Regions from separate parts of the Mus musculus genome. Here region 2 is linked to region 1. A link is a loop called in an ENCODE intact Hi-C map of the cell type or tissue named here. Cell type or tissue: heart. All regions are shown on one strand. Each heading gives the region's core, and the rest is flanking DNA. Links, peaks and the distances in the headings are about the cores only. Region 1 overlaps Xrra1 (X-ray radiation resistance associated 1). Region 2 holds the start of Tpbgl (trophoblast glycoprotein-like).

The links. Hi-C counts contacts between places; a loop is a spot of excess contacts. Peaks named below come from ENCODE experiments on the same cell type or tissue, not always from the same donor. Only the 100,000 strongest peaks of a DNase experiment are listed, where the experiment ranks them.
Region 2: a loop joins it to region 1, with 5 times the contacts of the local background. A loop is called at or near these places in 24 of 42 quality-filtered maps.

The regions. Positions count from the first base shown.
Region 1 is chr7:99,867,666-99,884,031 of GRCm38, reverse strand. Xrra1 (X-ray radiation resistance associated 1) reads right to left here. Exons shown (of 19, transcript NM_001164258.1): 4 at 12,575-12,750; 5 at 8,806-8,877; 6 at 7,742-7,814; 7 at 4,565-4,662. Gm38405 (a long non-coding RNA gene) reads left to right here. Exons shown (of 6, transcript XR_003946657.1): 5 at 8,433-8,926; 6 at 10,748-10,772. It also overlaps a transcript of Spcs2 not described here. Among named protein-coding and RNA genes, the nearest start is that of Xrra1, 17 kb to the right of the region's middle. In heart, for the core only: a CTCF peak has its summit at 7,460 (motif pointing right); a DNase peak (open chromatin) is centred at 7,511; H3K27me3 peaks cover 656 bases.
Region 2 is chr7:99,617,026-99,633,391 of GRCm38, reverse strand. It overlaps Tpbgl (trophoblast glycoprotein-like), which reads left to right and starts at 6,289. Exons shown (of 1, transcript NM_001195529.1): 1 at 6,289-9,325. The coding sequence starts at 6,744. The coding sequence ends at 7,898. In heart, for the core only: a CTCF peak has its summit at 7,490 (motif pointing left); DNase peaks (open chromatin) are centred at 6,411 and 7,421; H3K4me3 peaks cover 2,156 bases; H3K27ac peaks cover 620 bases; H3K27me3 peaks cover 7,933 bases.

The DNA.
Region 1 (16,366 bases), core at 2,753-10,752:
TCTGTCACATTCCTGCCAACCTATTCCTCAGACAGCAGCTGGACACATGGCCCTGACCACAGTATGCTCCAACTTAAAACTTGGTGGTTCCTATTCCATAAGATAGTTTTAGCTCCTTTGCAAGGTGTCCTAAGCCACCTCTTCAGGCTCACACAGCACTACCGAGTCTTAGCCCTCACTCTCCACCTATCCACACTGAGCTGATTCAATGGTATTCAAGCTCAAGAGTTGGTGAACCAAGGCCAGCAAGCAAATCTAGCCTGATGCTCCTTCGTGGCTAATGAGCTACCAATGATTCTTACACTTAAAAAATATGAGACCAGGATATTAGTGTGTGTGTTTAATCCCAGATCTCAGTGAGTTGAAGCCAGCCTAGTCTATGGAGTGAGTTTCAGGACAGCCAGGACTACACAGAGAAACCCTGTCTCAAAATAAATTAGTTAAAAAAGGAATAGTGTACCCCAATTGACAATGAGAAGTTCACATTTCAACATCTTGTTTGTTTGCTTCCTGTCTGAAGCCATCTAGGAGAGGCCAAGGCTAGTAGGTGACTTTCCTGGAAGTGGCCCACATTTTCTTTTTTCTTTTCTTTTCTCTTCTTTTCTTCCTCCTTTCCTCCTCCTCCCCTCCCCTGCCTTTCCTCCCCCTCCCCTCCCCCTTCCTCCCCCTCCCCTCCCTCTCCCCTCCTCCTTTCCTCTCCCTGCCCTCCCTCTCCCCTCCCCTCCCTCTCCCCTCTTCCTTTCCTCTCCCTTCCCCCTCTCTTCCCCCTCCCCTCCCCCTCCTTCTCCTTTTCCTTCTTCTTCTGGCATGTGATGGGCAAGGTCTGAGAGGCAAGGTCCCAAAAGACTTCATCTCAGGATTGCCTCTTGCAACCAATATGCCTTTCTTGCCACTATTATACAGCCTAAGGATTCCTGGGCATTGTCATACCCTATTGAGCAAATTTCCTGCAGATCTACATAAAGATGAACTTTCATGAATTAATGTTGTTTGGATGAATTAATGATTTTATAGAACTCCTCATTTGATTCAAGTAATTTTAGGAAGAAAGATTTTAAAGACAATTTTAGTTGTTTCACCAGAAAGATATAATAAAGTTAGACTCAAGAATAGAATGTGTACATTCCTCATAGAATAGTAAGGAAAGGCTGCATAATAAGAAATACAATGGGCATTCATAATTACATTACAAAGAGAAATACACTTGGAACAAATCTGTGATCAAGAAAAATTCTAGGGGCTGGTGAGATGGCTCAGCAGGTAAGAGCACCCGACTGCTTTTCTGAAGGTCCAGAGTTCAAATCCCAGCAACCACATGGTGGCTCACAACCATCGTAACGAGATCTGACTCCCTCTTCTGGAGTGTCTGAAGACAGCTACAGTGTACTTACATATAATAAATAATAAATCTTTTAAAAAAAAATTCTAGGTCAGATCCAAGGATGACACCACAGGTGTGAGCCATGATAAAGCAAGGCCATGTGAAACTGTTGCTTTGGACTTATAATGAGCTTAAAGAATGAAACACTATTTTGAATTTACTATGAACATCCTTCTGTAATTCCCCTTTTGTGCAACATTTATCTGTGAGGTACTTTTCTAAGAACTTCTGTCTATAAAAAGGTCAGAGAAAAGAAATAAAGTGTGGCTTGATGGGCCTCTGCCCCATCCATTCCACCAAATATATATGCCTATTTGTCTATACGTACATGTGTAGGTCTGTGTGTATGTATATAAGCATGAATAAGCACTGTACAGTTGATTGAGACAGGTGGTCAGGCCTGTCCAGTGTGTGTGTGTGTGTGTGTGTGTGTGTGTGTGTGTGTGCACGTGTGTGTGTGTGTGCATATGTGCATGTGTATGAGTTATTTGTGTATCTGTGCATATTTGCCAGTGTAAAGGATTATAATTCTTTTCTTTTCTTTTCTCTCTGGTTCATGAAGAGTTCTAAACCTCTCACCTGGCTATGGAGAGGTCCTTGAGCCAGAGAGGAAAGAAACCAGCACTTATCAGCACAAATAGTAAGAAAGTTACAGAGTAAGAGACATATTGTGTTATTAAAGCACAAATAATAAAATTATAATGCCAGAGGTTATCAGTCTTTAGCCTTCATCAGGTCCTGCTTAGTGCCATTTCCCTAAAGGCTGGGGCAGGCCTCAGCAGTCTCTGTACTTTTACTGTCTGCAGTTCTTTCCTCTCACAGAAGGACGACTACTTGTGACAGCCACAACTAATAATGAGCATATGGACCCAAAGTTTTACATACTTAGTTTCTTGTTTTTTACACACACACACACACACACAAATCTTATTCTGGCTGCTTTGACTATTTAATGTTGGATCCAAATTTGCTTTCCATGAGGAGTAGCTCAAAGAAATAAACAATTGTAGGATCGTAGGTTGCAGAATGTTAGAGCCAGCCCAGATTTTACAGTGGGAGAAACTTTATCCTCAGGGCAAGGTATTTGGATGAGGCCTAGAGCCAGCAGAAGGCAAGCAGAACACAGGCAAGAAAGCATGCCTTCTGGCTGCTGGGGCTGGGGTCCTGCTCAACGGTTTTCAGGTTTGTAAACACAAAATCAAATCACAGCAAAGCTAAGTTTTCCAAAACTGACTCTGGAAGAATTCCACTCTGGGCTGCTCCCCTTGGGGCAGGCTCTCTGACAGACAAGGACAGAAGATTCCTAGCCTGGCTGCTGTATCTGGTTGAGCCACATTGAGTTTTATTACACATCAAAGTATTCATTACTGTGAGATGCAAATTCAGGATATTTGACATGTTTATCTTTTCCCCTAAGGAGCCCTTGCAAATCACAGAGAGACGAGAACAAATGACTAGTCCAGAGATTTCCTCTTCTCATTTATATGCTGCATCCTAAAATGAGTCTGGTTTCTTTGTAGACAAATTCCTTTGGACAAGGCTGGGTTTGTAGGATAAATAATCTTCATCAGATGTAATCAGAGTATAAAGTGGGTCATGCACAAAATCAATCATGATTAACATTAGATGCCAAGCTAGTTACTCGTAGGGTCAAAGTGTGTGATCATATCCCTCTGGTTGGCCACTGGTACCTGTGTTGTGTTTTGGGTATTTGGAAGGAGGAAGACAAGGTTCAAGGCACAATTTGCAACTCTTGTGTGCTCAGACTGTTCTCTGAAAAAGTCAAAGAACAACGGAGTCCCTAGGTGGCACCTGGACCCAGAGGGTGGGGAAATGGCTCTCTGGATCTCTCATGTCTAGGATCTACTTCCCACTGTCAACACCAAAATACAAGATGGAAAGATGCTTTAACATAGCTCCAAGCTGCATCAGTCATTTCCACTGGGTTTTACTGGACTTTGAGAGTTTGTATACTGAATAATATGTCTGAGGACCAATTTATGACCCAAGTCAGAGCAAACTGTTGTCATCTTCAGTGTGACTTGAAAAGTCACATGGAGAGAAGTCAGTATTGCATTCAACACAGAATGCTTTCAGAGTGTGAAGACATACCTACCATCTTGAGCTGATGCCCATTTCAGTATGTTAAAAGTGTTTCCAAACTCTGGCATATAAAGGCCATCGACTCTTTGAAAAGGTCAGTCTCCCGAAACAAGTAAAGGGAGGCCCATAGAAGCATGGCTGACCTTTGATGCTTGCAGATTTAAGCTACTAAAGCTAAGCACACGTAGACATGTTGCTAAGGTGTGAATGAAAGTACTTTACTATAAGGCCAGCACACAGGGAAGGACACACTACTCAGGGAGAGAGTGAGCCTGGCCAGGGGCTGAGCCCCACTTCCAGCACTATTCCCCAATTCTTGTGTGCAGTGACTCTCAGGTAGTGACAAAGCCTTCATTCCCTTGTTAAAAAAAAAGTGGCCCTTGAGCCTTTATCAAAGTCAAAAGAGGTAAGAAAGTATGAGGCTATGCAAGGCAGACTTTCTGTATTTTCTATCCCAAGGTTCTGAGAACTAGAGATGTGCATGGGGTGTGCCCGCGCCTCTAGTGTGCTGTTGAATCCACGGGGGCCTTGTGTGCCCATCCTCATCTTCAGGTCAAGGGACTACCCCAGTCCGCTGGGACCAACCTCGCTTACTGAGGTCAGGGTATGCTTTGGTATTGGTCCACATAGTCTCTAGCTCACTGCACCCTGCTTTAAAGCTGGATTCAAGCTCTCTAAACACCTAAGGAGATATATCTCCCATGAAACTCTTCCTCCTATGATACTCCGTTTAAACTCACTTTTCTATAGATTCCTCTGAATATGAATGACCCTTGGCACTTACATTCCAGGGTCATACACCTTGGCCATAATTACCTGTCTGCCATCAGTACCACTAACACTATTACCTTCACCACCATCACCACCACCATCCTCCTCCTCATCATCATTATCATTGTCATCATCATCATCACCACCACCACCATCACCACCATCTTCTCCAGAGGCCAGAAGCAAGAAGCAAGAGCCTAGCAGTGAAGGCCCAGAGAACCTTTGTCCAAAGTCATAATCTGTCGAGATGCCTATACTCATTCTTACAGGGGAACAGGTAGGATCAAAAACTTCCTACCTCCAACTTACTTCCAATGTCTTGAAGTCTCCATATTTCACGTAGACCATCTTGATGCCATTGAACGCAAGCTCCAGTTCCTTTAGAACTGGAAATGTGTGAAAGACATCTACATGGAAACGGGGGGGGGGGGAGAGAAAGAGAATAAGAGAGGATCTTGAGCTTGGAAAGGCTTACAGAGGAAGATGCTAATGATCATTCACTGAGCTTCCAGCTGTGGGCGATGCTTTATGTTGCAGACCTCAGATCTCTAACCATAAGGTTGGAGAGATGGTTTGGAGGTTAAGAGAATTCCCTGCTCTTGCAGAGTATAGTTCAGTTCCCAGCGTCCACCCTGGGTGGCTTCCAACTGCCTGTTACTTCATCTCTAGGGGATTCCAAGAAAAATTTAAACCTCTAGCTACTTCACTAACAAGAATCCATTCATCCTATCACTGAGGAAATGACATCTCTGGAAGGCTAAGTGACTTATTTGAAATAAGGTGGCTGGTAACTGGGAAAACTAAGGCTCGAATGTTAAGTCTGTTCAAATGGAAGGCCTGTCCATTTAAAACTGATATATATTATTTTCTCTTCCCAATCCAGGGGCCAACCTAAGGGTCTTGTGCATGCTAGGCAAACTCTCTACCACTGAGCCACACTCCTAGATAACCTCTGATTAGAGATGCTAACATGCTTACCCCAAATAGTCAAACATCACGGGGAAAAATGTTCCTTTAATCCCAACATTTAGTGTCAACTGTTCAAAATTTTATGTATATACCTAATATTTTTCTCATGTATGTATTGAAATACAGTTTTCTTCTTATAAAAACAGAATACATGCTGTACAGTGGCTTTTCTCCTTTCACAGTTTGATGTGAAGATTATTCCAGGTTAAACTTGTCCAGCATCTTAGTTATCTTTCTAGTATAGACATGCACTCGCTTTTCCTGTTGGTAGTGTGTAACCTATGTGGGAGGGAGGTAATCAAGGACTCCTTCTTGCATGACAACTGGATCTTAGATTCACTTTCTAGGCCTGTTTCCCTGGTAACCTAAAGCACATGCTATGGTAACTGTGTTACTAGGCAACTATTGCTTGTGGTAAAAATGACTGCAGAGTGGAAAATTATGTCTGGACCAGGAGAAGGTATAAATTATAAATGCCCGAAGGGGGTGCTTCTCTTTAAGTGGTGACTCCTAGAATCAGACATGTCCTTCATGGGTATTCTGTAATATAGACCTATGGAATGGCACATTGGTTCCTGTGTTGATGAGATTTCCAAACAAGGGTGATCCCTGCATTTACCCAATGAGAGTTTCTGTCCAGCACCCAGGGTGACTCTTGGCTAGTGGACAACCCTGCAAGAGAGTCAACCATGGGAACTCCACTGTAGGACTCCTGAAATCCTACAGGAACACAATGTAGAATCACTTAGAAGCTTCTAAGTGAACCTGGTGTACTATGTAGCCTACAAGAGCTTGAGAGTCAGGAGGCTCAGTAAGGTCAAATAAGACACTGACTGGGGGAATTCCCTTGGGTAAGTCTCTTTCTGTGGAATATATTCCTAGAAACAGAACTACTAAAGGCAGTGACTATCTCAACTTTTAAAAGATTTATTTATTTACTTATTTATTATATGTATATGTTCCTGTGTGACACTGTGTGCAGTAAGTATGTGCAGAAGCCAATGAAAGTGAGAAGAGGTCACTGGATCCTCTGGAACTGGAGTTACAGGTGGCTGTGAGTGGCCCCCATGGGTGCTAGAAATTGAACCCAGGTCCTCTGCAAGAGCAGCAAATACTCTTAACAGCTGAGCCAGATCTCCAGCCTCATCTTAAATTTTAAGAGACATTGCCAAATTTCCTTTAAGGACTCACACAACTTTCTTATATTTGACTTTCACCGAGAGTCTCCCTTGACTACGCAGGGCTGGCTGTGGTTAGCATCTTTCATACTTGCCAATATTTGATGGACATAAAACTGTGTACTGGTGTTATAGGTGGCTGTGAGTGACCCCCATGTTTTTGTCCTTAATGAAGCTGGGCATTTATCAGGCCTTTTGGCCTGTTTATACCAAGGCATTCCTAGCAGAATACACTTTCTTCTAAGGCAAGGATCTTATTAGATGCTTTGATGGACGCTATCCTCCAACTCATTGAAACAAACTCATTGACACACCCCTTCTAGAACTGTCTCTGGGTATCCCCAGCCTCATCCCTGCCCCTGTGATTCCCATCTCTTCCCAGATCACTCTCTCAATCCCCTTCACTCCCCATCTCAAGCTTCATTCCCCTCCCATGGAAAACCCCTCCTCTCTGAGATTCCCTGGTTAAAAGCCTTCCACGCCTCTTCTGTCTAGAGGACTAAGCTCAACTCTCAAAGCCCTTGATAATCAAGCCCTTGCCAGTGCATCTAGCCTCAGTTTTTCTCCCCATGTATGCCTTGTATACAATCTTCCCAACAAGGCAGTATCATTCCACAGCTGCCCTTCAATCCAAAGCACCGATTCCTGAGTCAATTTCTTGTGTGTGTGTGTGTGTGTGTGTGCGCGCGCGCGCACGCGCACATGCAGGTGTCAGAGGACAGTTTTTCAGGAGATGGTTCCCTTCTTCTATCATGTGAGTCTCAGGGATCAAATTCAAGTCACCAAGCTTGGCAGCAGGTGCTTGCAGCCACTCGACCATCTTGCTGGCCCAGTGTATTTATCTTTTGATCCAGTCTCAGGCACTCTTTCCTAGGTTTCCTGACTCACTGGACTGGGTTAAAGTCCCTCTGGGATGCACACCTGGTGTCTCCTGATTTCCCTGTACCAGTACTTATATGTACCCTGCTTTTGATCTGAGTCTGAAACCATCTCTCCTACTAACCATAAGCTCTCCAAAGCAGCAACTGGGCGCCTTTCTCGATAAAGGCCACACAGTCCTGGCACCAGCAGGGGGCACTGTAGATCTGCTGAATTAAGGCTTTCTCTCTCACTGGAGTTTGCAAGGTGGCCTGCCAGGCTGCAGGAGAGGATTATCTGTGTTTGTGGAGAGGAGCTTCAGCTGACAGGGAAACCTTGGTGAGTGACACTTCAGCACCAGAGTCGAGATCTGTGCTCTCTCCAGAGCCATGAGAGTCCAACCTCAGATGGACAGACAGACAGACAGACAGACATATCCTTTGTGGGCCAGGAGGACAGTTTCTAAGAAGAGAAAGCTCACCTAGAGGTAGCAGGTTTTCAGAGGCATTGATATAAATCACAGACGTAAAATGTTTGAAGTCCTTTTCCTTTGCCTGTCAGAAAGCATGCCAGAGAAACACAGGATTAGTTCCCTGCCCGGGAGCCTGCAGAAAAACCAGAGCAGCTGCTAAGAGGACAGATGCCTAAAAGGGACTGAGAGACATTCTTAGTGCAAGAGCAGCCACGTGGGGAGGGCTATGGGGACTTCTCTGTTTTCTTCTACCCTGAAATACTTCAAACATATTGAAACACACGCTGAGTGATACTTTGAAGATGTAGCCACCGTGACCCAGTTTTAAAGACCTGAGTCTGAACTGTCTAAACTTGAAAGAAACTATTAGAAGACATATGGCCTCTATTACCACACCCTCCACAGGTCTCCTCAAACCCTACGCCTTATCCCTGCTCTTAGTTTTTGTGTATATAACATATACACCAATGTTTATGCCCACCAATTATACATAGGGTTATTTACATGCTTTAAGACTTTATATTCATACTATGGTACGAATGTGTCTTTATGCTTGAGAGTATGGCTTTGAGATTTGCATGAGATGTGTATAGCTCTTTGGAGATTAAACTGTGTTGATACACATAGGTCTAATTTGTCCATTTGAATTCCTTGCTTGAGTAAATGACAAGTTATCCTCTTCTGCTGTGTACACATTTAGACTGGCTCAAAACTTCCATCGTTGTAAACAAGGTGCTACACACCTTCGGGCACATCCTTCCTCCGCGTAAGAGTTTCTGTATCCCTACCGTACGGTGAGCTCATGTGATGGGAACTCCACACAAGGAGTTAGTCTCAACCCGTGCCCTCGTCTCAAGAACAGATTCTTCAGGTGAATTTTTCTCATTCACAGAATACCAAATTCATAGCAAGGTTTGTGTATGAATAGTTTCCGCCTGTGTCTGCCCATCTCTTCTCCCTCTTTCTATAAGACTAACTTCTAGTTCCCAGGAACTGTGGAGGTGCCATACACAAAGCAAATCGTCCAGGTCCCCTGACATCTGGCTCAGTCACGTCTTTGATGCTGGCCTCACCTTGGAGAACTTCATGCCGCTCACGTTGATAGTGCAAAGATCTGATGGCTTCCTGGCAGAGTGGTGCTTCAGCTGGAACACAGGACACAAGAGTTGGTCCCCGCGGTCCCAACAGAATGGAGTAAGTGGAGTTATTTCTGTTGAGTGTTTTCTCCCTGGGCACTCTCATGGACTTGCTGTTTGTTTGCGTGTGCATTCATTCAGCCATTCATTCATTCATTCATTCATTCACCAAATACTATCTGAGCACTACTTTGGGCACAGACTGTACTGACTATATTAACAAACTTTTCTTTAACCCAAATTGAACCCCCTTTAATGTAAATAGTGTTTTTTTAAATACTTATTAGTTGTGTTAAAGAGTTTAGCTCTTACTTCCAGTATTACTTTAGTTAAAGAGTTTAGTTCCCCCTTTTAATGAGGTTAAGAGATGAACGGTGCCTTGTCTGAGGCCCTGTAGCTAGAAAATGGTGGATCTATGATTCGGATTCAATCTGTACTTATTAAGCTATGCATCTTTTGCCTGCCCTGTGTCACTGTATACAATGGAAAAGTTAGGGTCAGATATCAGCCTCAGAATATCTCCTAGTTCAGTGCTGCAGAATTCCTTGTCCCAGCTATGATGGCCTGCCCCATATGGTGCCTACTATGAAAAAACTCTACACAGGCTCAGAGAAGACAGTGGGGAAGCAGCAGGTGCCTTCCATACTTTCTCAGAGTGACCATTTAGTGGAAAGGCAAATAGCAAATACTTAGGAATATAATGATTATTTTAAAGGAGAAATTCAAAATCCAGTGGGATGTGGAAACAGGAGGCCTCAACCTCAGTCTTAAAAGGAGGAAAGATTTCTTTGAGGGTGTGATTTTCTAGCTGAGAGCTAAGCTATAGATGATCCTATGCAGTGGGCAGGGAGTACGAAGGCCTCCCAGGCAGGAGAAGGCAAGATATTTTTAGAGAGGGAGCTCTGAGACCATGCGGATCCACACTGGCTCTGAACAAGGGAGTGGATTAAGTAGGGGCTGACAGCAGTTTCATAAAGATCAGCTTGTCTGACCTACTAAGAAACGATAAGAAGACAGAAGAGACCAATGTGCCAGATGTTGTTAACGACATTTCTAGCAAGATCTTTTACCCACTGAGCTATCTCGATGTCCCTAAAGAAAAGCATTCTAATTGGTCTGAACTCGTTAAGAGTTATGTGATTAGAAGGGGTGATAGTAGCTTGGTTCAGAATTGTAGCAGAGGACATGAAAGGAAGTAGGTGTGATGGCTGTTTAATACAAGTTCCAGGACTTGGTAATGTGGGAGTGTCTACAGAGGGCGAGAGGCAAGTGTAAACTATAACTCCTGGTTACTAGCTCAGTGACTGGCTAGTTAGTGCCAATGGAGAGGTAACATTACCCAAAATGATGCATTGGGGATGTGGGGTTAATGGCATAGGTGCAGTAGTACAATCTGAGGTGCCAGTGAACTGACAGGCAACATAGAGATCCCATTGCCCTGAAAAGCATTCTCATTGTTTCCTCTACCCAAAGCAGCAGTGCAGGTAACAAACCATGCCGGTTAATATGGGAACTCACACGGGGACGGTCATTCCCCTCCCCCCCACCCCACCCCCCACACACACATACACACTCAACTGCTGGAAATGCTAGGATGCAAACCCAGGGACATCCAAACACTTCATGATCATCTTAAAAATTAACTTTATTTTATTAACTTTATACCTGGGTGATTGCCTACATATATGTCTGTGCATCACATGTGTGCCTAATATCTGTTGTGATTTGAATATGCTTGGCCCATAGGGAGTGGCACTATTAGGTATAGCCTTGTTGGAGTTGGTGTGGCCTTGTTGGAGAAGGTATGTCATTATTGTGGTGGGCTTTTGAGACCTTCCTCCTAGCTGCCTAGAATAGTCAGTTTTCTGTTTGCCTTCAGAACAACATGTAGAACTCTCAGCTCCTCCAGCACCATGACTGCCTGGATGCTGCCATACTTCCCGCCATGATGATAATGGCCTGAACCTCAGAAGCAGTAAGCCAGCCCCAATTAAATGTTGTCATTTATAAGAGTTGACGTTCCCATGGTGTCTCTTTATGGCAATGGAAACTAAGACACCTGCAGATGTTAGCAGAGGGTTTCAGATTCCCCTGGAGCTGGAGTTACAGATGTTCTAAACTTTCATGTGGGTGCTGGGAGTTGAACCTGAGCACTCTGGAAGAACAGCTATTGTTCTCAACCCCTGAGACATCTCTCCAGCCCTCAAGTCCCTCGTTTAAAATGGTGCAGTGTTTTGTTTGTTTTTAAAAATCCCATGTATACCCTCCTTTATACTTCCAATTATCTCTGAGTTATTGATAATACCAAATACATGTAATATGTATATAGTGGAATAATATGTAAACAGTTGTTATGCCATATGGTTTAGGGACTAGGAATATAGTGGATATGCAGGGTCAGTTGTATTTGAGAATGAGGGGAGAAAGAGTACCATGGAGTGACATGGTCTGCCCTACCTCAGTACTGCTGTTTCCAACCTCTGTACTCCCAGTGAGTGAGGAGCCATCCTAACAGATAAACAAACCCCACAGGCTCCAAAGCTTGTGCTGCTCAGGGAGGTGAGGTGGACCAGGCACTTTCTCTTTCGATCTCTGACACATGAGTCTTAGGACTTACCAGCAGAGTGTGGGAACAAGCAAAGCTGCCAGACTTTATCTCAGGGAGCAATAAGAGCCCATGCTGCCCACTAGTATATATTCACAAAACCCATCTTTCTCTGCAAAGCTACTGAAGCACTGCATAGAACAGATGTGAATCTGCCTGGCTGGTCTCTAACCTACCATCCCAGGTCTCTTCAGAGAGCCTGTCTCAAGCTTGGGGTCCTCCTGCTTCCAGACAAATGCTAAAACCAAAGGACAAAGGCTGTGGAAAAGCGGGACCTCCCTGGTCTCACTGGCTCCTGGAGAAGTCACCACAGAGCAGAGCACAGCACAGCATGGTGCACAGGGCATCTCTCGTTCCTCCACAGTGCTGGCATAGAATCCTCAGTTTACCTTTTATTTCTGAAACACTCTTGCCTTTCCAACTGACATAAGACTTTTCACTTTGTTTGTTTTGTTTTTGTTTTTGTTTTTTCGAGACAGGGTTTCTCTGTGTCGCCCTGGCTGGACTTTTCACTTTGTAAAGTGTCTTTTTTCTCTCTCTCTCTTAGAGCCAGGATCTCACTAAGTAGGTTCACAGAGATTTACTGCCTCTGCCTCCCAGAGTACAGAAATTAAGGGCATGTGCCATCCTGTGTAGCCATTTTACATAATATAAAGGTACAGGTTTTTGAGTCAGTAGATCAGGGTTTTTTATCCCAGTCTGGCCACTCACTCACTGGCTGTATGTGGGGCCTCTTTCCCTGTCTACCAGTGGCAGCAATACAGTAAGGACGGCAATCCTGGGCCTGCCTTGGGCGCAGGATGTATGTAAAGGTTTCACGTGTTAAATGACATCTCCAGGGTGAGTTCATCATGCTGCCATCACTCTCATAGCTTGAAGTCAGGTGAGAGCAGTGGTACCTGGGCAAGACCAGTCCTTGCCCCTGGTCAGACAAAGTAGAGGAGTCCTCATCCCTCTCCCCTCCATCCCCCTCCCCCTTCCCCTTTCCCCCTCCCCCTTCCCCTTTCCCCCTCCCCCTTCCCCCTTCCCCCTCCCCCTCCCCCTCCCCTCCCCTCCCCTTAGATAATGCTGTCAGCTACTTAGGAGTGCCTTTTCTCTCACCAGAAAAGACCGGTCCAAAATGTGTCCAAGAACGTCTGCCTGGCTATCCCTCCGAGATATTTTCTTCAACCCAGTATCGAAAGAAACCTTCTTCTGGCTTTCCTGACCTTCGGTGGATGCCTTAGCTGCACCTTTCTTCATGCTGCCTTTCCGGACCACTATCCAGTGTCCCCGGCCTGTGGGGAAGATTGGAACAGTGAGTAAGGCCAAACGCCTCTGAAAACAAGGATATGAATACAGAATATTTGTCTCTAATGCGTAATTTATCTCTAATTTATCTCCTGAGTACTACACTACCAAGCACTCACTACTGCTGAAGTGTCTGTGCACATGTCTCATTCGAGAGCCTCTAAACTCAGTGAGGCGTATACTATGGATGAACTGGCTTATGATAAAAGAGGGGGATGGCTGCACAATTCCTTCCTCATCTCCCAAGGCTACTGTTCGGTTAAGAGACAGGATCAGATTCTTCCTGTTATGTGATGTCTTCCCTGATCCCTGTCAGCACGAAGGATTAATCTCTCAATGCTAGGCTCGGTGACCTCAATTTTATACATCAGCAAAAAGACTAATATGACTCCTAGGGATGTAACTCTGTTGGCCAAGCGTTTGCCTAGCATACACGGAAACCTCAGTTTCCCCCGCCCCCTCACTACATAAAACTTGTTATAGTGGAGCACACCTGTAATCTCAGTATTCAGAAAGTGGAACTAGGAGGACCCAAGGTCACCCTTGGCTACACAGCAAGTTTAAGGCCAGCCTGGGTTACATGGAACCCTATCTTAAAAATTGAAAAAAACAAAACAAAAAAACAAAATAAGAATATGACGTTCATAGTAAGCCCATTTAAATATCATGATGATGTTCTATAATCTGTTATCTTCCACATTAGCAATTAATCTAACCTTGGAATTAACTATAATCTTTATATTATTTATTTACTCATTTGTTGTCCACATTCCCCTCCCTCCAGAATAGACACTCTTTAACAGCAGGGGCCTTGTCTGACTAACTCATCTTTGAGTCCACACAGCCTGCACAGAGCTCACCACTGTGACCGCTGCTAAACGAATGATGTAGTGAAGCCACATCATCGCCTGCCTAGATGTTTGAGGACATCTACTTTGTGCTGAGAGCTGGGGTCATAGCAATGAACATGACAGAAGCCCTGACCCCTAACAGTTCAATAATATCTGAGGTAGTGTGGAAGCCCAGAGAACCTACCAGCATGAGATAGCTCTACTAGGCTGAAGGAATTCCAGCTTAGTAGATGGATGAGGATTGAAACTAAGGCAGTGTAGGCATAGGGAAGAACAACAAATACCCAGACGTATGAAGGCCAGGATGACACACAACAGAATAGCTGTGGGACCTAGGATGGGGCCACGGGCTCTGGTAGGCAGCAGCTCCTAGCCCTGCCTCCAGGCCTTGGCTCCACATTCAACCACTGTTGCCAGTCCTCCTGCTCTGGTCTCGTGAGGCATCTCCCCTCCTGCTCTGGGCTAGGCAGTCTGCTACCCCGCCAGCAAAGGCTGCCCCACCTGGGCATGGATGTTGGTACTCCCTGACACTCAGCATATCCCTGACTCCTAAGGTAAGTCTGAGTTGGTGTGAAAATGCAAAGCGGCCAAGAGGAAAGGCCCAGATGTGCCAGGAGATCAGTGAGAAGAAGCTAGAAAGGTCAGGAGAGGCAGCCATAGGAAGTGCTGGAGCCTGACGAAGCACGCGAATGGTATAGCTTTTAGCAGAAAGGAGGATTGAGGAAGGATTCTTTTGTTTTGTTTTACTTTATAATTTTTCATTTTGAGATAACTTTACACTTTCAGAAAAGTTGCAAAAACAGTCAGATTGCCACATAGCCTTCACCTGGGTCCCCTGATGAAGTTCTTGCCTTTATAACAGCCACGAAGTTACTGGACTGGAGCAATTCGCACTGATGCAACATCAGCGACTGATGTCAGTCCTTCTTAGAAATCTGCCAGTTTCCTGACTAACGTCCTCCCTTTGCCCTGCTTCAAGACTACAGTGGGGGAGGGGATGCATGGGATGTACATATTTAATCCCAGCACTCTATATAGTCAGTGAATACCTGTGAGTTCAAGGTCAGCTTGTCTACATAAGTTCTAGAATAGTCAGGGATACCTAGAGATACTCAATTAAAAAACAAAACAAAACAAAACAAAACAAAAAAACCACATTGGGCAGCTTGTAGCTCAGTGGTAGAACTTACCCAAATTATGAAAAGCATGGGGTTTCATCATTCTTACCATCAGGAAACAAAATACACAAACAAATATCTACCTCATATTAGCTCTCCACAGGGGTCTCCTAAGCCTCTACAATCACATAAGTCAATTCCTGTTCTATCTACCCACTTGTTCTATCTATCTATCTATCTATCTATCTATCTATCTATCTATCATCTAACTATCCATTCATCCATCTACCCATCTTCTACTAGCTTTACTGCTTTAAAGAATCCTGACTGACATATTACCCAAAAGTGAGTTTTACCTGTAAAAAATATTACTGTGATATTTGAATAGTGATTTTATATTTCCCTCATGTCTTCTGTATTCATTAATGAGAGTTTTACCACAAGAAAAAGATGTTTCTTCTCTCCCACTTATTTATTGACTTAAATGTTTATTTATATCATTATGGGCTCATGAATATTTATCCTACCATTATTCATTTCCCTATCTAGGCTATTTATTTCCCAGATTTGGCTCTGTTGTCTGACTCCTGTGTCCTTTCAACCTGCCCTCAATGCTTTTGTGAGCACTTCTTTACTTTCTGGTACCACAAGATGTTTAAAGCCCAACCTGAATTCTTTTCTCCTTGCCTCAGACCTGTGAAGATCTATTTTTCTTGGGAGCTCTTATTCCTTTCATTGGAGAATTGTATTTAGAAACCAAGATCCAGGCAGCGAGTATATTCTTCACTATGTCCACACCTCCTTGCTCTCAGTCAGTATGTATAGCAACACATGCAGATAAACACCTCGCTCCCCTCTCTGTCTCTCTGTCTGTCTCTGTCTCTTTCTTCTGTGTGTAGAGAGAGTTTGAGGGAGGGAGGGAGAGGAAAAAAAAAACATGAGTCCACATTGATTGTTTCCTCACAGAATTCAAACAAGCAGGTGGCCAGGAGTGATGCCTAAGTGGAGAAGCAAGGAGAACAGGGCTGGGATGTAGCTCAGTAGTAGAACCCTGGCCTGCCACATGTGAGGCCCTGTGGTTGATCCCTAGTTACTAAACCCCTCAACAAATTGGAGAATAGGCTAGAGAAGAGTCAATCCATATCCTACATATTCTAAGGTCCCCCTTTCCAAGGTTTTTCTCTGTTTTCAGTTGCTAGTACTCAACTATGGCCTATAATTATTAAGTGGGAAATCCCAGAAAGAAAGAAGAATTTAAAACAACTTTGTAGAGATAATCTCTTTTGCACTGTGTAAAAGCATTCACTGTCAATAAAGGGCTGATTGGCCAATGAGCTGAGGCAGGATTAGAAGGTGGGACATCCAGCAAAAACAAAGAAAATCTGGGATTGAATGAGGTGCAGAAAGAGTGGAACAGAGCCTGATTGCTCATCTAATAAGAGAAATGGGAAGAAAGGTGCACAGCAGACTCAGAGGTCATAAAATGGTCTTTGAAAACCGTAGGGGAAGGGAAGGACTTCAGAAGACTCCGGCTAACTAGAACACTCAGGACAAAGCCAAAAGCTATGTGAGAAGAGCATCCTGGGAAGGAGGCGTAAATAAAGGAGAGGGTCATGGCAGAGAGTAAGGGTGGG
Region 2 (16,366 bases), core at 3,642-11,641, 250 kb after region 1:
AAGGACCATATAATAAAAATTCACAGTGACATTTATTCAGCTCTAAAGAAGAGTCAATGATGACAGTCACAGAAAACTAGATGTAATTGGAGATCACTGTTAAGTGAAATAAGCCAGATTCAGACAGACAAATATCACATGATCGTTTTTCATATAGGTGTGGGGGTGGGGTGTGCATGTGTGTGCACATGCACTTGTTCAGGTGCCCAAGGAAGCCAAAGGCATTAGCATCCCTGGAACTGGAGTTATAAGAAGCTCTGTGAGCTGTTGGGTGGGGATGCTGGGGACTGAACTCCAGTGTTCTGCTACAGCGGTACTTGTTCCTAAACCTCTGAGCCATCCGTTTCAGCCCCAGAAGTCACATTTAAACACACAAACAAAACTGGACATAGTAGCATCTGCTGGTAACCCCAATGTTGGGGAAGTAGAAACAGGTGGACTCCCAGGGCTGGCTGGCCAGCCAGTTTGGAATCCTTGGTGAGTTCCAGGCCAGCAAGAGACAATGTCTCTAAAAATGAGTGGACAGTGTCTGAGGAATGAAACTTCAAGTTGTTCTCTGGGTTTCACATGCACATGTACACACACACACACAAACACAGAGAGAGACAGTGAGACACAGAGAGACACAGAGAGAGACGGAGAGGGGGGAAGGAGGGAGAAGAGGGAGGGAGAGGGAGATGGAGACAGGCAGTCAAATGCACACAGAGATACAGAGAGAGGAGAGAGAGAGAGAGAGAGAGGTAAGAGAAAGAGAGGTGAGAGAGAGAGAGGAAGAGGGAGAGAGACAGGGAGAGAGAGAATATACCCTTCACATTTGCACGTACACTCACAATAGAGACAGAAAAAAGAGCAATAATCAGGATGAAGGAATTTAGTACCATGGACAGATCAACAGTCTGCGCTGGAGGACAGCTCCTTGAAAGATCCCTTTGAATTACTGCTGGGTAGCGTGTTACAGCTGAGGTCCCGTGAGCATCTGCAGTTGGGTATATTACCTAGGATCTGATTGGTCTCAGGGGATTCAGCTGAGGTGGCTCACTTCTGATCCCAGCTCTGCGTTTTTACACATAGCAAATCCAGGGAAATCAGCGGGCTGGAGGCTAAGCATTTGCTAACTCTCCTGCTTGCACCACAGTTACTGACGTGCCATTATCCCAAAGAAGTAAAGTGGTCAAACCAAAGTCATGTGAGAAGGCACAACATGGGAGCGTAGACCAGAGTGGTAGGATGCATTTGGGGAACTGGGAACGGCCTCCCACAGCCTTGCTGTGGTTAGCTCCCATCATCCCTAACTAACACCACAAAAGTCTGTGCTCTGCTTCCCAGACACTGTACCCTACGGCTCTCCAAGGCTGCGGTTCTAAGAACTCAGCGTTTTGATATCAAGACTCTATGGTTTTGAAAATAGGAAGACAATAGAGCTGAGGAAGCGCGCAAAGGCCGAACAGAGGCTAAGGAAGTCCTGCAAAGGGGGGCCCCACCCAGACCTTTGCCCCATCTCCTGTCTGGATCATGTAAATGGCACCAACAACATGTCTAGAATTAGAAAACCTGGAATGTAGCCCCTGGAGCATGGAAATGTAGTCCTTGGGTCATGACTCGTCTGAGATGACCCCAAGCATAACTTTCAAATAAAAACCATGTATGTGTGGGAAGGGACAGGCACGTGAATGCAGATACTCCAAGAACATCATTTTTATTTGTGATTTTTTTTTCTCAAAGCTGAAAGTTGAATCCAGGTGTGTGCCTGGTGTGTGCCTGGTGTGTGCTAGGCAACACCCACACTCCCAGTCACTCACACAGAGCTCTAAACCAGCCAGTGCTCTCTCACTGACAGCAGTTACCAAGCCCTGCTTTCTGAGTGACACAGATGATCAGCAAAGCCAGAACTGAGCCCACTGGTTTCCGTAACTGGGATCCTGGCCCCCTGTGGCTGAGGAAGAGGGGTTGATGTCAGCTCCTCCAGCTGCACCCATAGCTGCTGAGACCCTGCTTGAGTTCCAATAGAACCAAGGCTCAAATGGACTCCTGCTCTCAGCCTTCACTTTTACCTGGAAAAAAAGAAAAGAAAAGAAAAGAAAAGAAAAGAAAAGAAAAGAAAAGAAAAGAAAAGAGGGTAGAGGAGGGGAAGGAAAAGAAGGGTCTCATCTCTGTACTTCCTCTTTCCCACCCTCTCCTGACTCTGACTCAATGGTGCCCTGCACCAACCACTGCCTGTGCCTGAGGGTCAGTGGTCCTGCCCCCTAGCTCTTCCCAGAAGAGTGATGGAGAAATATGGGGTCTCTACAAGGAAAGGAGGCCTGAAGCAGCACGGAAACCCATGGCATCCTACCGCTGTAGAGGGACTAGTTGCAACCCACTAGCCAAACCACCTTGTAGCACAGGAGAGGAACTGAGAGACAGTGGCCTGCTCAGTCATAGCCCAGCAGTATACCATAACCAAATCCCTACCCTTTGCTAAACATATGGGCTCAAAAGCCAGCCTGAAGTGCCTGTGTAGGCCACCAAATCCCGGACAGAGGGGTAGCAGAATCATCTTTGTCAGTGGAGCACGGGTGGAAGAGGGAGGAGGGAGAAGAGCTCTTCCTCTTCCCCAAGACTCAGCCCACTCATTTATATTAGCCTTCCCCAGAGGCAGGCCACAGAGTGGAGGAGGGTATTAAATATCAGAGAGTTATTTAAAAGCCAATTGCCTGCCCCTCCCAAGCAGAGTATGGATGGCCTCTGCTGACTCAACGGAGAAAATGAATCTCGGGCCTATGGATTTTCCTGTGTCTCCTGGCAGTGGGGGAGGAGGGAGGCTGTGATCACAGAGTGATGGATGGGGGAGGGCCACAGTGAAGTTTCCCATCCAGGGCAGCACAAGGAGAGGACCTGGGCCTCCCCACTGTCATCACACCAGGCTGCTGGGTTGCACCTTCATCTGCCTCAAAGAAAGATAGACAGAGAGTCACCTGAAAAGGACTCCTCCAAACACACACACACACACATACACACACAAATGCACACACGCACACAGAGACAGGGAGACAGAGAGAGAGAGAGAGAGAGAGAGAGAGAGAGAGAGAGAGAGAGAGAGAGAGCAAGAGCATTTATAGTTGCTTTCACTGTATGACTGAGCAAGTTAAGGCCTTAACTGCCATGGAGTCAAGTTCAAGGCCACATATAAAGGTGGCGGCACAGATAGGAATGAGTTATATCTTATTTTCATGCCTAAGTATCTAAAAAGTCTAGGACTAAGAGGCCCTCTATCCATATACACTCTTCTTTCTTTTTTCAGATAGGAAAACTGAGGTCTGAAAACAGAGCCTTGCTCAAGAATTTCAGTGATCTTTAAGCATCTCTGAGGAGCTGGTGCCTGCTGAGTGAGGGGATACTGTTGGGTGACCCCAAAGAAGTTACCAACCTCCCTGTGTGCCAAGGTGCAATGGAGTGTAGAGTAAGCAGGGTCTTTTCAAGAAGAAAAAAGGCCTAAGTGAAAACTCTGAGCACAGGAAGGAGAATCATCTTGCAAGGCTCAGAGAGTGGCCCTGAGATCTAGTAGGATATGAATCTCAAGAACAGAAATCCAAGCTAGGCATAATGGTACTCTCCTTTAATCCTAGAACTTGAGAGGCAGAGACCAGCAGATCTCTGTGGGTTCACGGCCAGCCTGGTCTACATAGTGAGTTCCAGGCCAGCCATAGCTATATAGCAACACCGTGTCTCAAAACAGAAACAAACAAACCAAAACCCTGAAGCATGGTCCAGGCACACAGCAGCCAGTTAGTCTGCCTGGATGTGATGCAGTGCCTGCCTAGCTCTCAGCTCATGGAAAGGGCCAGCTCACCACCCACAGGCTCCCAGTCACACTGCTGAGGGAGGAATCCTGGGGCCCAGAGGACTATTATGGCAAAGAATCTTTGGAAACCTGAGCTCCAAACCTGGCTGGGAGGAAGCACTTAACCATCCAAGTGAGGGGCTCCGGGTACAGTTATAGATGAAGGATCCTCCGCAAGCTGGCCTCAAGCCAGACTTTCAGGGAAGGTTCATTCCCTGGCTCCTTCTCCATGCTGGGCCCTGAGTTGTGTCCTGACAACACAGGCATCAGATTGATCCAGAGTCCCCAGTACTAATGGTTAAAAAGCCCAAGAGAGTTGTAGTACGCTGGTCATTAAACGGAGCTCCAAACAAAGACAGGAAAACACCATTGCAAAGGAGACAAATAGTCAAAGAGCAGATACTTCCATTGACTGAGTCAGGGAGCAAACACAGCCTCAGCATCAAACAGACAGACATTTATTGAAATACCTACTGGACATAATACACTGGCAACTCCCGAAGGGAGAGAGCCCTTCTTCCAGAGAACACAACAATTCCCTCATTCATACAACACAGAGAACACGACTCCCCTTGCCTAATGATGTCCGTTCTTCTTAAGCTTCTCTTCCCCAGCTGAGGTGTTTAACACCAGTCAATGAAAGCTGCCTGCAACTATGTAACCCCTCTCCCTCGGAGAAGGCAGTCAGCAGCAATGAGAAGGCAGCCACCATGAAAACCGGAGAGGGAGTTTTGGCCTTGGCAGTGGTCTACACTTCCGTAGGGACTGGAGGCAGGTCTCCATGCAGTTAAGTGGGGGAAGCAGGCTGTTCTGGTCACTCATGATTTGAGCACTTGTGCTGTATGAGAAAAGGTACCTGTGACCTCCAAAGGCCAAGGACATAGTCCAGAGCAGGAGAGGGCCCCGTCTGTACGCATTCACTTTCACAAGAGTCTGCAAGCTGCCCCTCTAAGGCTGCAGTTGAACCTGTGTTGGCCCAGTGAGTGAACACTCAAGCACTTTGGTATGCTTCTGACTCTATGGACACATACCAGGTTACACTCAAAGCCGCTATGTACACAGGCACGAATGTGCCTGCATGTGTCTATGTGAGACACATTTGTTTGGAACTGCTGTGTGCAAGCCTCCCGTGCACATGCATGCACATCCAAGTAAGAATAAATTTGATAGACCACACATGGGCATGTGTAAGTCTGTTTGTGTAAAGTTTGCCTTTTTGTGTAGAGGCACACGTGTGTAAACTCAGGTGGCCATGTATACAGACATGTCCAGCTCTAAAAGCTACTACTGTCATCTGCTAGCATCTGGAGGTTATCATGGAGACAGGACTAGGTCAATATGAGCTGAGGGAGTCCAGCAAGATCACCAGCCTGGTCCTTAGTGTTGGTATTTGCCTGAGACCCAGGGAATGCAGGATATGCCTCAGAAAGTGGTTTCAATTTGCTGGTCGATCTTCTAAATGCAACTTCAGGGAAGAAACCAACCAGTAGTCTTCAGTTCAGGAGAAAGAGACTGACTGATGCTTATGGGGAGGAGGGGAGCCTCTATCCCAACCAGCTCTGCCAAGTAAGATACTCGAATGGCCTGCAGATCAAATGTCAGCTTCTCCAACCTGAATAATTCATGCCAAGACCAGGAATGCTCCCTCCTCTGGAGTCTGTCTCTTTAAATCAGGTCTTGAGCTTCTCAATTCTGGAGGAAAAAAAAAGTAAATAAGTAAAACCCAGAAAGAAAGAAAAACAAAACAAAACAAAACAAGCCTATTAACAGCTCAGCCCCCACCTCAGCCCTGGATTTTACCACACCCCCACCCTCCACTACAAAATCAGTTCCTGATTTTCCTGCTCCTAGAGCCCTCTCCCCAACCGGCACACCACTCAATATTGACTGGTAGGGCAATTTGGAGGGGAAGGGGCACAGTATCCTGGCAGTACTCAGTGCTGGGGCGGGGTGGGCAAGCAAAGAGCTGAATCACTCCACCCACCGCTCCCTGAGCCTAGGAGGGGCCCAGCCTGAAAGGTGGAACCAATGGGAGTGGTCTTGGCAGAGGCAGAGCAGCCTGAATTAGGGCGCGGGAGATGTGGGGACAGAGGGTGTTTTAGAACATAGAAGAGGGTCGATAAAAGACTGGACACACAGGACCTGCAGAGTTTTAGACACAGCCTAAGGGAACTGGGTTCGCAAAGGAGACATCCAAGGCTAGGGATTTTCCAGGCTCGCTCCCTTAGCACAGCTCCTTTCCTTGACTACAAGAAGAGTAACTTTGTCAGCCCACCCCTCAGCCCTGCCTCCTTTTCTAGGGACAGCTCTAAACTCTCCCACCTTCTCTGGGTGCACAGATCCACCTGCCAGGTCAGCCCTGAGGGCCCCGCCCCACGTGTGCTTCGGAGGGAGGAGGAAAGAAGCTGCCTAAACGAAGGGGGTGGGGAAAGAAGCAAGTCAGAGCTTGGGGAGCCAAACTTCTCAGCAGCTCGTGAACTAGAGAGCAGGGGAGCAAGAGAGCGCAGCGGCCCTAAGCCTGCATCTCCGGAGCCTCCCACCCCGCCTCCCTTGCGAGGAGGTGCGGAGACTCCGCTGGGGGCGGAGGAGGCGGCCAGGAGGCGGGGAGGGGGAGGCAAACCCTGCCCACTCGGCTCGGAGCCCGGAACAGCCGCGGAAGTCGGAGGCCGGAGCGCAGGGCGACGAGGGCAGCGAGGGCGGGGGGCTCCGCTCCCCGCCTGACCCCTGTAGCCCCCAGCCATCAAAGTGAAGGCTCCTCGGACTTTACAAGCTGGAGGACGGACCGGTCGGAACTGTCAGCTGCTCCGGGTCAAGGTCTAGCCCACAGCCACCTTCCCGTGCCACCCCCATCCCATCATCTCCAAACGCTCCCAATTCACTGGTGAGCGCTGCGGGCCGGGGGCTGGATGCGGGGACGGCCGCGATGGCCCCGCGCGCGGGACAGCGGGGGCTCTGGAGCCCGCTGCCAGGGCTGCTGCTCTTGGCGGCGGCGCTGAGCCGGCCCGCCGCGCCCTGTCCCTTCCAGTGTTACTGCTTCGGCAGCCCCCGGTTAATGTTGCGCTGCGCGTCGGGCGCGGAGCTCCGGCAGCCGCCCCGGGACGTGCCACCCGACGCGCGCAACCTCACCATCGTGGGCGCCAACCTGACCGTGCTGCGCGCCGCAGCCTTCGCGGGAGGGGGCGAGGGGGCGACGGACGGCGTGCGCCTACCGCTCCTTACCGCGCTGCGCCTCACACACAACAACATCGAGGTAGTAGAGGACGGTGCCTTCGACGGGTTGCCCAGCCTGGCGGCACTCGACCTAAGCCACAACCCGCTACGCGCCCTGGGCTACCGCGCCTTTCGCGGGCTGCCTGCGCTGCGCTCACTACAGCTCAATCACGCGCTGGCTCGAGGCAGCCCCGGGATGCTGGATGCACTGGACGCCGCTCTGGCCCCCCTGGCCGAGCTTCGCCTGCTGGGCTTGGTAGGCAACGCGCTGAGCCGCCTGCCACTCGCCGCGCTGCGCCTGCCCCGCCTGGAGCAGCTGGATGCGCGTGTCAACGCGCTGGCCGGCCTGGGCCCGGACGAGCTGAGCGCGCTTGAGCGCGATGGCGACCTGCCCCAGCCGCGCCTGCTGCTGGCGGACAACCCACTGAGCTGTGGGTGCACCTCGCGCCCCCTGCTGGCCTGGCTGCACAACGCCACCGAGCGCGTACCCGACGCGCGCCGCCTGCGCTGCGCTTCCCCGCGCGTACTGTTGGACCGGCCTCTGATAGACCTGGACGAGGCGCGACTAGGTTGCTCCGACGGCGATGCACACGAGAGCGGGGAAGGGATAGACGTCGCCGGCCCGGAGTTGGAAGCCTCTTACGTCTTCTTCGGGCTGGTGCTGGCACTCATCGGCCTCATCTTCCTCATGGTGCTCTACCTAAACCGCCGCGGCATCCAACGCTGGATGCACAATTTGCGCGAGGCCTGCAGAGATCAGATGGAGGGCTACCACTACCGCTACGAGCAGGATGCAGACCCACGCCGCGCGCCTGCTCCGGCCGCCCCTGCCGGCTCCCGGGCCACTTCTCCAGGCTCGGGTCTCTGAGCATCACCTCCCTAGTGGGAGGCTGTTCCTATCAGCTGATGACTTTACTTGGGCCATGCAGCCTTTCTCTGCCTGGCCTGGGCCCCGGAGATAACACACTTACGAGTTTGGATCTCTGAGACCTTTGGATCAATCGTAGTATCTCTCCCATACAGAAATTCCAAGGTGTACTCTTTCCCTGGCCTTAGAGTTTCCAGATCAAAAACCCAGAAATCTGTTTTCAGAAACAAATCCTGCCTGCCGGTCCTTACTGGACCATTGAAATTGAAATTCCTTCTCCCTGTCCAGGCTCACCCAAAGATCCTGCTCTTCCATTTTGAAATCTCTAGCACTTTCTCCACCTTTCTATATGCTTTAAGCCAGACACCCTGGCTAGATTGCACTGACCCCTGCTCCAGGGTAGAAGACCTCAGTCCCTTTCTCAGAGTTCTGGGGGGAGGGGGGGTCTACCCTTCTGGTCTCTTTGGAAGGTTTTTATGAAGTTTGAGCTTTTTGTCCCACCTCAGAACTCTGGGCTCTCCATCATGTAACCCAAATCTGAAGGCTTTCAGTGGTCTCCTCTAATCTGATTTGCTTCATACCCTGGTTCTAGCTCAGGCCCTTCCATTCCTTGCTCTTGGCTGGGTTTCAGCTCCGGCCTTGTCTCTTTCATGCCAGGGGCAAGGAAGGCTTGGTGTAGAATCCAAGCCTTAGCCTTTCTGTTGCGGCTCTAATGTCCCAACAGAGTTTGTCCTCCATCTAAAAGTCAGCTCTTCACCCCAGTCACTTTCATGCCCTGGCCCAAGTCTTAGGCTCTCAGTCCCCTTGACATCCATCGCTGGCACTTTTACCATTCATTGACCAGGGGCCAGAGAGGGCTCTTCCCCCATGGTGGGGTGCTACCCACTGCCCTCCTAGGAGATGTTCTCCCATCCTGCAGGACAAGTAAAAGCACCCCCATAGCATATAGGCAGACTTGAGGGAGGAAGGGAGCAGGTGGGGTGAGCAGGGTCTCCAATCCAGGGCCACTGGTCTGTCTGGAAACGTGAGGCTTGGAGCTGCTGCCCATCTGTGCTCTGTGCTTCACCATCCACACGGTCCTCCCCTGGGAACTCCTTGCTACCACCTCTCATGCCTTCTGGAAGGGGATGGAGTCTGACCTCTTGTCTCAGTCTCAGTGGAAAGCTTTCCTGGTCAAGGTCATGGCCTCAGTGCCCTGCCTTCTGCATGATCCCAAAGCACAATGGTGAGTGAGGGGGAACTGCCTCCCTGCCTCTCACCCTAAGTCAGGCAGAATGGCAGGCCTGTGCTGCCTCTGCACAGGAAGGTCTTCCTCCTCTGTATATCGGCTTGAGGCCCGCTGTCCCCATCCTCAACTGAGAAATCTGGACCTCCCTTGGGCTGTTTTCTATAAAGTCTGCAATAATCTCCGATGCTCTCTGCTCTTGTAAGTGGTTCTGTGTTTGTCCTACTGACCTTGGGGCATTGGTGGGCGTGAAAGGTGACAAGAGGTGGCCATTTGGGGCAGTGGCCCTTATGCACTCTCTGGAGATGTGGGAAAAAGAAACAGGCTGTGAGTACACATAGCAAGACTGAGGCTAGACACAGGGGGTGGGGGTGCTCTCCGTCATTCTCCAGCCTGCTTTTTAATGGTCTGAAACGGGCTTATCCACAGCCAGCATGAGATCTTATGCTTGCTTTACACCCTCTATCCTTTATGTGGGGTGGGTCACTGAAAGGGAGAAAGAAAGACTGACGAACCTAGCCTCAGATGAGCCTCTTGGGAAGGAGGACAGCTATAAAGGAGAGGCATTTTATTGGGGTGAAACTGTCTAAGGGGCCATTGGCTGCTGTGGACCTATCTGCTTGCTAGTGCCTCCTGTGCCAGGCTGTGCATTTTTGTTTTGTTTTGTTTGGGTTTTTGTGTTTGTTTGTTTGTTTGTTTTTGCCAGAGTGGGGCAGGGGCAGTGGCCCCCTAATAAAGGTGATTTGGGGAGACAGGCTTTAGGCTGAAGGATGGTGCTCACCTTTGACCTCGGTATTCCTAGTGTTGGTTGCTGAGGGTCTCAGAGCCCTAGAACCATGGGGCAGAATTCCGGCATGTGTTTTAGAAGTTCAGAGTCACATATGTCTAGAATGTGTGGCTTCTAACCACTGAAAGGGCCGTCCTAGTGCCATGGAAAGCCTCTGTTGTCTTCAGTGGGACACAGTGAGCTGTCTCCTTGCCTTCCCCTCCCGAGTAGATGCTGTATCTGTTCTCCACCCCCACCATTTTTCGTGAGCATCTGTCAGTGACCATCAGCATGTACCCTGTCCATCCTCTAGGAGAGAATGGTGATGGTCTTATGCAGGTTAGAAAACTACCTCTCAACAGATCACAGTACTAAAAGAGTAGCCTCTAATTACGTAGTCTCTGACTGCAGTGAATTCTGACAAATAAAACGTGCTGCTGGCTGTGGGGTCACTACCAGCAAACAAGTGGACCTTTTATGTACTGCTACTTTTGATTCTCTGCAAAGTCCTAAGAACTTAGTTTTACTGAGCCACAAAATATCAACAGATTTTTAAAAAAAAATCAATTGAAGGCCTACAGTATATGAAGTGGGGTTTTGCCTTTGTGACTTTTATGGACAGCATTAGAACCTAGCTCTGGTCTGCTATGCAATCTTCCAGTCCATATCCGCAGTCTTCCTCCTCTGCAAATCTAGCCGTTCATTTAGCCTATACTTAATACAGCTCTGCCAGTCCCAAGGAGGCTAATGACCCAGAGCGGAGACATTTGATCAAGGTCTAGGAAAAAAGAGATCGCAGGAAACTTTGAGAGCCAGAGAAAGAGCCCCTGACCTAGCCTAAAAGGATTGCATAGATGAAGTAGCATTTGAGCTGAGTTGGGGTTTATTCTATTTGGTTTCTGCAATCCTGGAGGGTCAAATCCAGATACTTACAATTACTGTACCACTGAGCTACATCCTCAAGCCCTTGGTTTGTGTTTTGTTTGGTTGGTTTTCATACAGGGTCTTGCTATGTAGCCCAAACTGCCCTTGAATTTAAGACCCTACAGTCTTATCCTCCCTAGTACTGTAACTCCAGGAATGGGCCACCTTGACCTGATACCATTCACTGAGCCTAAAGCCTCTCCCAGAAGCTGCTATGAGTGAGGAGTGGGCAGAGGCCCAGGGTATGGGGACAGCACGGATGGAGTGATAGGGAAGAAGCCATCTCTGGGATGTCCCTTTACAGAGTAGGTAGGGCAGTGAGCAGGCAGGGATGGGGGAATGTGGGTGTAACTGTCAGAGTGTGGTAGACATGAACCCGCTGCGCACTTGGAGAGACGTGGCAGCCTTCCCAGGCTGCTGTGACCCGTAAGCAGTGCGAAATTGCCTTTCAAAAAGTTCTCTATGAGAAGCCTTTCGTGTCGGTGACCCTGAGCCTACGGGTGCCCTCAGATCTGGAATGAGAGCCGGAGACGGCCAGGCATGAGCCTGAGGACAGAGTCTGAGGACTCTGAATCCGAACTAAGCACTTCTCTTCCCGGTCACTTGAACCCTTGGACCAAAATATTGGGTGAGTTTTCACTGTGCCGAGAATGCTGCTGACCTGACCGCTCTCTTTCTAGCCCAGGCTGACACTGTCCGGTAGACTCCCTTGCTTCTCTGCAGCTTCATCTTCCTTCCATTGAGGCCGAGCTGGCCTTTGATCTCTGAAGACGTGCACTCACTGAAGCCCATCTCCGTCTTTCATTAAACCAGCCTGGCAGATGCTTAGCCCTAATTTACTGGCCTGGACTTCCCCAGGCCCTGAGAAGTGCGTGGGGGGGGGGGGTGTGGGGGGGAGTTAACAATGCTGTGCTCTGAACTCCTCCTCCCTCCTCCGTGAGTCCACCCGTTTCCTTCAGCATCCTACTGGGCAGCTTTTCCAGGGGGTACTGATAAGTGGCTTGCAACTCTCTCTTCCTTGGATGGGTGTGGAGATGGAAGCTCAGTTTACTCGAGTGGAGCCTAACCCATTCAGGTTCCAGACTACACCACAGCTACCCTGTCGCTGGTCTGCCCTGAGTGTGGGTACTTGCCAGGATCATCATCTCTGAACTCAGCATCCTCTTATTCCTACGATACTGGTTCCGGAAGCCAAGCTGAACCATGAAGGCCTAGAGAGGAAAAAAGAAAGCCCATGGTTGGAGCGGGGGTAGGGCCAGGAGAAGGACGCGGAACACACACACACACCACCTGCAGCAGCTTCAAATAAGTTGCTGGAGTTCTGACCTGGTTTCTTGGAGGTAGCAGCTGTGCTGGGGGCTATGTCTTCCATGAGAGAAGCAGGGGGCTGATTCTGGACGCCTGAGCTCAAGGCCCCGACTTTCCTTCCACCCTCCTGCATCTGCTCTGCTGGCACCCGCTGAGCACAGGGCTCATATGAAAAAACCAAATCTTATTGCTGTCCCAAGTCCAGATGGTGCCATACAGGGTCACTGTGATTGTAGCCATTCGTGCACATAATGTTAGGGAAGGTCCTGAGTTGACCATTTAAACTGGGAAAGTTTGATGTAAAAGGACTCACTATCAAATAATCACAAGGGAGAAATTAAAAATAATAACAGTTATATGGAAATCCAGGCACGGTGGCACACGCCTGTAACCCTGGCTATTGGGAGACAAAGCAAGAGAACTACCACAAGTTTGAGGACATCCTAGGCCAGAATGAGACCTCAAACAACCACAACAGTGGGGGCTGGAGAGGTGGCTCCGTAGCTGAGCTCATTTGCTGCTCTTGTAGAGAACCAGAGTTTGTATCCCAGCACCCAGGGCAGGTGCTCACGACAGTTCCAAGGACCTAGCACCCTTGTGTGACTCCTCAGACACCCACATATTCATGCATATGCATGCAAATGGGCACAGCAGACATATAAATAACATTCAAAAAGTTTTCCAATTAAATCTCAAAGGAAGAGGAGGAAGAGGGAGAGGGAGAGGAGGAGGAAGAGGAGGAAGAGGAGGCTGAAGAAATGACTCGAGGGTTAAGAGCACTTACTGTTCTTCCAGTGATACCAGTTTGGTTCCCAGAACCTACATTGGGGTCACAACTGCCTATAACTCCAGATCCAGGGGATCTGACACCATCTTCTGGTCTCAAAACCTCCTGTACATACACATACAGACAAACACAAAAATAAAAACTTAAAATGTTTATTTCATTTTTTAAATAAGCAGGCTAAATAGGTAGAGTGCTTTTCCTAGCATGCACAAAGCCCTGGCTTTGGTCCCCCAAACTGCATAAGTGGGACAGAGCAGTACATGCCTAGAAGTCCAGTGTTTGAGAGATGGAGGAAAAAAGATCAGAAATTCAAGTAGGAAGTAGGAGGTTCAAGGTCACCCTGGGGTACATGTAACCCTGGTTTTAAAATAGATTATACAGACACAAGTGTGTGTGTGTGTGTGTGTGTGTGTGTGTGTGTGTGTGTGTGTGTGTGTTTGTGTGTGTGTGTGTGTGTGTGTGTGTGTGTGTGTGTGTGTGAGAGAGAGAGAGAGAGAGAGAGAGAGAGAGAGAGAGAGAGAGGACTGTGTAGGCTCAGGCTTCCGACCCAGTGACTTTTGACAAGGTATCAGGAGGGAGGGAAAGTGCTGAGTGCTGGTCTGGACCAGATAGTCTCCAAGAGCTGAATAACCAGTGCCCTCCCTTTCTTGATCTCTGGCCATGACAGCTCCTCCTCACATCTTAGTGATGCTGCCAGTTGTCCCCCTCCAATAGCAAAGCACCATCTTCCCAGCATAGCACTGGGATTGTCCCAGTGATGTGCATCTGGACCCTCACCTGTACTGGCCACTTTTCTTGCCCTTGTCAACATCAGAACAGGGGCAGAACTGTCTGCCTTTCAGGTCTGCATCCTAGTACATAGAAAATATTTTCAAAACTCCCCTGATCTCAGTCCTACCCCCACAGATACACAAATTCAGAGGGAAAGGTATCACACAGGGCACTCTGACCTCCCTTTCTGTGCTTCTCTAGACTCCCAAAACCTCCCACCTCATTAAACTGCAATTGCAGTGATATAAGATGCCTGGGTGGCCGGTTCCTCCCTACTCTTCCTCAAAGTGAATAAACTTGGTGCAGATGCCTGTGGTTCTGGCTCCTAGGAGGCAGAGGTAGGAGGATCAGGAGTTCAAGGCCAACCTCAGCTATTCCAAGACCAACCTGAGCAACAGAAGACCCTGACTCTAAACCAAACTTTTAGAATGTGACCCTGCAAGACATAATTTAGACTTGACTTCTTCATGTCATCTTTTCAGTATGGTTTAGTTTTCTGGCCCTATTTTGAATGCTTTTTCAGGGTCCTGTCTAGACAGAGCCTTCCCTAGCTTTGCAGCGTGAGTTCTTCATTTGGACCTGCCAATGCACCCATTGGCAGAGGTGTAGCAGAGGTACCCGCTTTCTCCTTTCTTTGCATGCAGGCGCCATCTGCTGGTGGAGATAGCACAATTTTTCTTTTCTTTTCTTTTCTTTTCTTTTCTTTTCTTTTCTTTTCTTTTCTTTTCTTTTTCCAGTCCATGTCTATCCATGGGTGTATTGAGGCACCCAGTAAGTGTGGGAAGCTAAGGGTACTCTTTTAAGTAAAACAGAGGAAATAAGATGTGGTGTCCTTTAACCTGTTACCTTGATGGCAGTTCTATGGCACAGATACTATCCCTGCCTCACAGATAGGGAGCCGAGGTCACAAAGAGATGAATAGCATGCCCAAGGTCCTATGGCCAATGAGCTTAGGACCCAGACAGTGAGCTGCCTGGACTGTAATCAAGATGCTTCTTAGGAGAGAAGTAAGGAATAGAGAATGGCATCCTTTGAATGACATAGCCACAGAAGGACCTTCTGAACAACCAGCTGAGAAAGACCAACCCAGGAAGAAGCAGCCAGTGCCAAGGGACCCAGACCAAAATTTCCAGTATCCACTGGAGGCAAATCCTGGCCTAAGCACCTCTCCAGTATGTCCTCTTCACCACCACTGCCCCTAACTTTGCATGGCTCAATGGGATCTTGCCCTGCCTCCCTCCCGACCTCCTGCCTGCAGCGCCCCCTCTGTTCCATGCTTCACACTACAGCCAGACTGATGGGAACACACTAACAGGATCCTTCCCACTCCACTACAGCTAACCAACTCTCTTCTGAATGGAGACCACACTCTTTGGATTGATTGCCTGTAACACTCTAGTCCAATTCTCTGCCAGCTCTCCCAGCTTACAGGTCCAGGTTGTATCACTCTGAGCATCCTCCTGATGTCCCAGGAATACCCACAACCCCTCCACACACATCTACCCACTTCCTATCCTTCAACACTCAGACTTCCCTTCCTCCTGGAAGCCTGTCTGATCCATGTCTCAGCCACCTCAGCAGAGCATGAAAACCTTCCTTAGCTTGGCATGCTTAATAAATGTCAAAGCCAGCAGCAGCAAGTCTAAACTTTGGTCCGATCCCCTGTGAATGTATGAGCAATTGGAGGAGGAAGCCTAGCACAAGCCCAGCAGTTAGTGTAGACCAATAAACTATTGTTTGTAGTAATTAACTACTAATTATTCTGCCTGCCTACCTTTTCTCCTCCTCCTCCTCCTCCTCCTCCTCCTCCTCCTCCTCCTCCTCCTCCTCCTCCTCCTCCTCTATTGTTCTTTTGGAGGCAGGATTTCCCTATGCAACCAAGACTAGACTTTTCTGTCCTGGTCTCCTGAGTACCAAGATTATGAGCGTGTGTACTGCTGTGCCTGGCTTCTTTTATTTTTCTTTCATGTTGAAATTTAGACAGTTAAAAATCCACCCTTTGGGGGCATATGGGTTCTTGAAGAGATATGGAACAGGTCACGATCTACTAAAAGTCACCCTCCTGACACCTCCTCACAGTCAGCTTTCACACAGTTCCAGCAAGCACTGGTCCTGTTTCCCTCTCCACCGAGGCCCATTTACCCACATGCTTAAGCAGAACATAGATAGGCCCTTTTAAACTTACTTTGTCCATAATTCATCAGAGATGCCATTGTTGTGAGCATTGTAGGTAGAAGGTTCATTTATATTAAGAAGTAGTATTCCACTGAGTACGACGGTACTCTCATTTGGTAGCTGAAAAACATACTTCTTTCTAGTTTATATTTCCTTTTTGTTTTATTTTGTGACAAAAATCTCACTATGTAGCCTAGGCTGACCCTAAACTGCAGTCTCCTGTGTCTTCATTCTTGTTTTTGACAACTGTGAACATAGCCCTGTGGACATCTATGCTAAGATCTTTGTGAAACTGCCTGTTTTCATGTCTCTTGTGGAGTGAAAATGCTGAGTTTAAATATAAGAAACTTCCAGAACTGCCCTGTGTACAGTATTTCCAGTCCCCTCCAGCAGTGTGTGAGCATTCAGGTTCCGTATCTTCACCAGCAGTTTGTTGAAATGACTGTTGAATTGTGTGCTGGCTGGTTTTCTGTCAACTTGACACAAGCTAGAATCATCAGAGAGGAAAGAGC